Regions from separate parts of the Mus musculus genome. Here region 1 is linked to region 2. Evidence: chromatin contacts called from ENCODE Hi-C or POLR2A ChIA-PET data. All regions are on one chromosome and are shown on one strand. The core of a region is the stretch at or near the end of the contact, and the rest is flanking DNA. Distances in the headings are between cores, read along the strand shown.

What was found. A loop is a pair of places that touch in the nucleus more often than their neighbours do. ChIA-PET counts read pairs that join two places held with the same protein, here RNA polymerase II (POLR2A).
Region 1: a loop to region 2 is called in a map of T-helper 1 cell, with 2.7 times the contacts of the local background. The contact joins two enhancer-like sites. A Hi-C loop is called at or near these places in 1 of 37 maps with a recorded cell type or tissue (T-helper 1 cell). POLR2A ChIA-PET finds 5 or more read pairs at or near these places in 2 of 5 experiments (Patski and embryonic stem cell).

The regions. Positions count from the first base shown.
Region 1 is chr3:152,258,223-152,260,977 of GRCm38, reverse strand. The region is part of intron 1 of Nexn (nexilin); the gene reads left to right. Among named protein-coding and RNA genes, the nearest start is that of Nexn, 6.2 kb to the left of the region's middle. Within about 2 kb of position 1,322, at least 1 of the 3 ENCODE cell types and tissues checked has a DNase peak (open chromatin) inside an H3K27ac peak, as active enhancers do.
Region 2 is chr3:152,109,717-152,112,678 of GRCm38, reverse strand. All of the region lies in intron 3 of Gipc2 (GIPC PDZ domain containing family, member 2), which reads left to right. Among named protein-coding and RNA genes, the nearest start is that of Gm40179, 4.0 kb to the right of the region's middle. Within about 2 kb of position 1,483, at least 1 of the 3 ENCODE cell types and tissues checked has a DNase peak (open chromatin) inside an H3K27ac peak, as active enhancers do.

The sequences.
Region 1 (2,755 bases), core at 73-2,572, 150 kb before region 2:
GTGATCTCACATTGGGGAGGATGCAGCAAGAGGATTGTAAATTACAAACCAGGACAGGCCTAATCTACAAAGAGAGTTCTAAGCCAGCCAGTGCTACAAAGTGAGACCTTAAAAAAAAAAAAAAAAAGGAAAGAAATAGAAAGAGGCTGGAGAGATGGCTCAGCGGTTAGGAGAACTGACTGCTCTTCTAGAGGTCCTGAGTTCAGTTTCCAGCAACCACATGGTGGCTCACAACCATCTGAAATGAGATCTGATGCTCTCTTCTGGTGTCTCTGAAGAAGGCTACAGTATACTCACATAAATAAATAAATCTTAAAAAAAAAAAAGAAAAGAAAAAAAGTGGGGTGGGGTGGGAGGAGAAGTCAGAGGCCAGCCCTCATCCCTGCATCTGTGCACCAGAGGGAGGGGGGAGGCAGGGAGCCAGGGAGGTAGGGGCCTAAGACAAAGAATTTACTTGAATTCAGTGAAGAGAACCTGCCTGGCTGCCACTGTCTGGACAGTTTTGCTCTCCTGAGATTATGTAACAATACGATCACCATTTGATTTCAGATTTGTTTTGCACATTGTTTGCTGCTGAAATGCTTTGGTTGCATATGTAAAATGTGAAGGAAGACAGGGGAAAAGGAGAGGCTAACCACAGGTCTGAGGACAAGTTATTCCAGGGAGGGGAAGAGGGCAGCTTGGTGGTTGAGTTCATACATGTGAAGCCCTGAGTTCATACAGCCTGGGAAACAATGAGCTGAGAGCTGGAAAGACTGTTCAGTTAGTGTGCAAGCATGTGCAAGCGTGTGCAAGCCTGAAGGCCAGTGTTCAAATCTCCAGAGCCCAAATAAAGCTATGGTAGATCTTGGCATCAGTACCCCCAAAACTCCTAAAGGGAGACGGGAAGCAGACAAGGCAAGCCCATCCTTGAAGCTCATGGGCCAGGGAGTATATGGCACATGCAGCAGCCAGCCAGAAAACCCACCTTAAACAAAGTAGAGGTGAGGACTGCCCGAGGACCTGTCCTCTGACACACACGTGCATGGCACACACAAGACTGAATTCAAAGTTACAAATATATACACACGCAGAATAAGGTCTATAAGAAGTGTTAAACCTAGCGTGCTGACCAGTTCTGTTCTGAAGGTTTCTTTTCTTGCTGTGTCCGAGAACCGTACCAGCACAGCAAGTGAGAGATGCCTGGGACCTGCCACATGCTTGCGGGGAACTGAACCTGGGTCCTCTGGAAGGGCAGCTGAGCCATTTCTGCAGCTCTTGTCCTTGACTGTTCAAGGGCTTTGCCTGGGATTACATTCAGAACTTCACAGGATGGCATTGTTATGCTGCTGCTGCCCCCATATGGCAGCTATAGATATTGCACCTGGCTGTTCAGAGTGCAAAAGTCACTTTAACAGTAGAGTCAGAAAGACTTCTATGAGCCGGGCGTGGTGGCGCACGCCTTTAATCCCAGCACTCGGGAGGCAGAGGCAGGCGGATTTCTGAGTTCGAGGCCAGCCTGGTCTACAAAGTGAGCTCCAGGACAGCCAGGGCTATACAGAGAAACCCTGTCTCGAAAAACCAAAAAACCCAAAAAAAAAAAAAAAAAAAAAAAAAAAGACTTCTATGCTCCTAGATAGAAAGTCATCTGGTATTCAGTTACTGGGTTACAAAATGAGTTTAAGCAAATTTTCCTTTAGCATTCTAAATATAATGAGATCTTAGCCTAAATCTTTACTTTCTAGAATGGGAATTGACTTGATTTGATAGCGTGCTCTTTTTCTTTAAGTTCAGTGACTCTCAAAAGGTGGTCTCAGGACCTGTTCCGTATGGCTAAGGACATCCATCACCCTTATGCAGTTATGCAACCTGTGTGAGGTCATGTTTTCTCTATAAATTTCGATTAAGATGACATGTCGTAGTATTTTGAATGTAGAAGCAGATATAAGAATGTATTCTCTTGTTAGGCCAGATATAAAAGAGGTTTTCAAACCTATGCCCACACTCATACACAAATAAGTGAATAAATACTTTTAATGAGACCCTTATATTTTTTATAGCTATACTGTATCCTATTAGACTTTCGGATCTGTGAGAGCGTCTCCTGTTTGTCACTGTATAATAGAACCATGGAAATATCCTAACAGACTATAGAAAGATGCTCGGAGAACACTTCTGAATTGATACATATATTAGTTTGAAGATTTATTTTATATGTCTAGGCATTTTGCCTACACATGCATGTCTGTATTCCACATGCATTTGGCCTATACATGCATGTCTGTGCACCACATGCATGCTTGGTGTTTGCAGAAATTAGAAAAGGGCGTTGGAGCCTCTGGAACTATAGTTAACAGATAGGCCGAAATCAGCCAGGCAGGTGCTGGGAAGTGAACCCAGGTCCTCTGTAGCCACAGACAGTGTATGAGTGCTGAACCAGCTCTTCAGGATCCATGTTTATCTGTTTTACCTTGCTTTTAGAGATCACTGTGAGTGGGAGTAGGGTGTGCTTTAGTGTGTGTGTGAGGGCCAGAAGATGACCATCTGGTGTCAGGTCTCTTTCCCATGGGGCACTATGCTACCAGTACCCTCAGGAATAGACCCTAGGGGGAAAAGAAAGACAGAGAGGAAGGGCTGTGCTAGAACCTGGGTGAGAGCAGACTCCTGACTCTTGAGACTCAGAGCAAAAGAATCATTGCCAAGCACTACTGTGGAACTTTAAAACTCTACCAAGAATGTATAAAGTTATTATTCTGATAATTTGTAGTAGTTAAAC
Region 2 (2,962 bases), core at 234-2,733:
AAAAATGCCAGCTGATCGTCACTAAAGCAATTCACGTCTGTATGAATGCTGCACTTTAATTTGAGACATAAAAATGTACATTATAGCTGGGCGTGGTGGCGCACGCCTTTAATCCCAGCACTTAGGAGGCAGAGGCAGGCGGATTTCTGAGTTCGAGGCCAGCCTGGTCTACAAAGTGAGTTCCAGGACAGCCAGGGCTATACAGAGAAACCCTGTCTTGAAAAACCAAAAATAAATAAATAAATAAATAAATAAATAAATAAAGTACATTATTTTACAATTCTCGACCTAAAAGGGCTTTTATTCATCATCAGTATCATCATTATTTGTTTTCACTCATCATTAGTCATTATTAGTGTGTATGTTGTATGCAAGGCACATTTATGGAGGGCAGAGGATGTGTTTATTTTGATCCTGTGGATGGGACTCAGGTTACTAGGCTCATGTGGCAAGCATCTTTGTCCTTTAGCTCCTAAAAGGCCTTTTCTTTTCTTTTCACACAAACCAGAATGTGTGAAATCTTCCCTCCCCAGCTTGCTTCATTCCTTCCTTCAGGTCTCATGTAGCCAGGGTTGGCCTTGAACTCAGATCTTCCTGCCTCTGGCTCCTGAGTGTAACTGCCACCACACCTAACTGGACTTCTTTCTTATATAATCACAACGTTAAGGAACACATGTGAGTTCTTTCATTAAAAAGAAGAGCCTGGTTTGTGAAATGACCATGACTGTAATACTTTTTCCAATCTCCTAGGGCCACCCACTTGCCTTCGTTTTTTTTTTTTTCTTCAACTCTTACAAAGTTGCTCCAAAGCACTTAACCTAATTTTTTGGGTAATTATAGCTCCCCGTGTCATCAGCTCGTGTTCTTTAAAATTAAATCACATAATTAGAGTGACAGACATCACAGCTATGAGAAGGTTTGGGAGAAACACAGCTGTCTCTCGGTGACACTCGGTTCACTGCAGAGGCAGCCAGCAGTGATGGGGTGTTCTATGTTCTCAGTGATGGTGGCAGGCAGCTATCCAATGAGAGAGGAGAATCCTTATGTGTGAGTGTAGTGGCCTTACAGGTTGAGGCTGGCTACAGATCTACAGTCTGAACCATGTCCCCTCCTAACTCATCCCCAGAGAAGCCTGTGTCTACCCATTTCTGTGCACTGATGGATTTAGGGCCTGGGTCTGCCTGTCCAGACATGCAGAGGTAGGCTATACTCCAAGTTCGGCCAGACTATCAACGTTCAGAATCTTTAAACATTCCCCAAACATTAACCCTGTCTTCTCCTACACCAGCCTCGCGATGAGAGCCGGATCATCCTGCCTGTTTTCATGTAGGAACAAGTTGACCTGCCCCCGAAACCTCCTCAAATCTTGGAAAAAGCCAGGCTGGGTGACGCCAGTCTGGAGGCTGTCAGAAAGCAGAGCTTAACTTCTGCTTTAGTGCCATCAAGTGGTGGGCTTGGAAGTGACACTCTCTGAGAAGAAGCTGGCTGTCATAAAAACAAATGCTACCAATAAGGAGATTTTGGGGCAGTGACTCTTCGTGACACTCAGTGATGGGCGCAGGCCCTAAGCAGCTAGGGTACCAAGAGTGAGCCCAAGTGTCCGCACGGACTGTGATAGAGACGGTCAGCGTGAGCTCTCCGCTCTGGTTGGGGAGGTGCCGATCTGCGGCGGCGGTCTGTGGGGCGTATATGGGCAAACTGCGTCACAGACGACTGTGAGCCTCCATGTGGTTGCTGGGAATTGAACTCAGGACCTCTGGAAGAGCGGTCAGTGCTCTTAACCGCTGAGCCATCTCTCCAGCCCGTAATTTCCCTTCTAGACTCTGCTGTTGTGGAGAGGAGTGTTGCGGAGACTTGTCCTAGCTTCGTTTCTGTTGCTGTGATAAAATATCCTGGCAGAAAGTGGAGAATGCATTTATTTTAGCTCACAGTTCATGGCTACAGTCTATCATAGCAGGGCAGTGATGGAGACAGGAAATTAGTTCATTTCTCATCTACACTCAATGTGGAAATGCTTATCACCCAGCTCAGGTTCTCGCACTTACATAACCCTGGACTCGAGCTCAGGGACTGGTGCTGCACGCTTTCTGGCTGGGTCTTCTCAGGTCAGTTAACATGTCTACGGGGCCAATCTGCTCTACACAGTCTCTCACTGAGATGGTATCAAATTGACAAGCCACCTCTCACAGATATCCTCTGTAGAGGTGGGCTGATTTCACAGAGGGCTGGACATGCCTTTTAGAAGCTACACACTCCAGCACTAGGGTCCTTCGCTTTGTAAACATGAGGTGCCTACTATTTGTTCAATGACTGCGGAACTGGTTCATTTTCTAGGAGTAGATTGTGTTCACGAGCCTTTAAGCAACAGTGGTTGAAGCATATGCTAATATACACTCGATTAGACACATGTATGTAATACTAGAATAAAACACATGTGTGTTGATTGAGCAGTTCACTGTCTGCTCTGTAGGAAATTTTGTTTTAGAAACAAAGAATGCTGGGTAGATGGCAGGGGGACACTGCGGTGGCGCTGGTGTGTGTGCTGTGTGCTGTTTGTGGCAGAATGAAGTGGAGAGATGTGGGCATGTGTGTGCTGTGTGTTTCCCAGCTCTGTTGGGACGTGGCAAACTTGAGTGTGGCATGTGCACTCATGTGTGTGTTTTGTTCACTTACTGGTACCATACAACTAAGCCTGACTTCCCTGCTTTACGAATGTGACCCTGGGCTGGGAACACTCCCACTGCTGGCCAGTGCCGATGACAGACTGACCTATTCTTTCTCACCGGACACTGTTTTTGAAACTGTGCTCTGAGCAGCTGAGAGTCCTCTCTTCCCCAGGGACATGTAGTAACTGGCAAGGCCGGGGCTGTGAGCTGAGTTTGTAGGTGCAGCCTCACTGTTCTGGAAAGATGCTCAGTCACTGACCAACCTCTGGGCATCATCTCAACACCATTTATGGCAT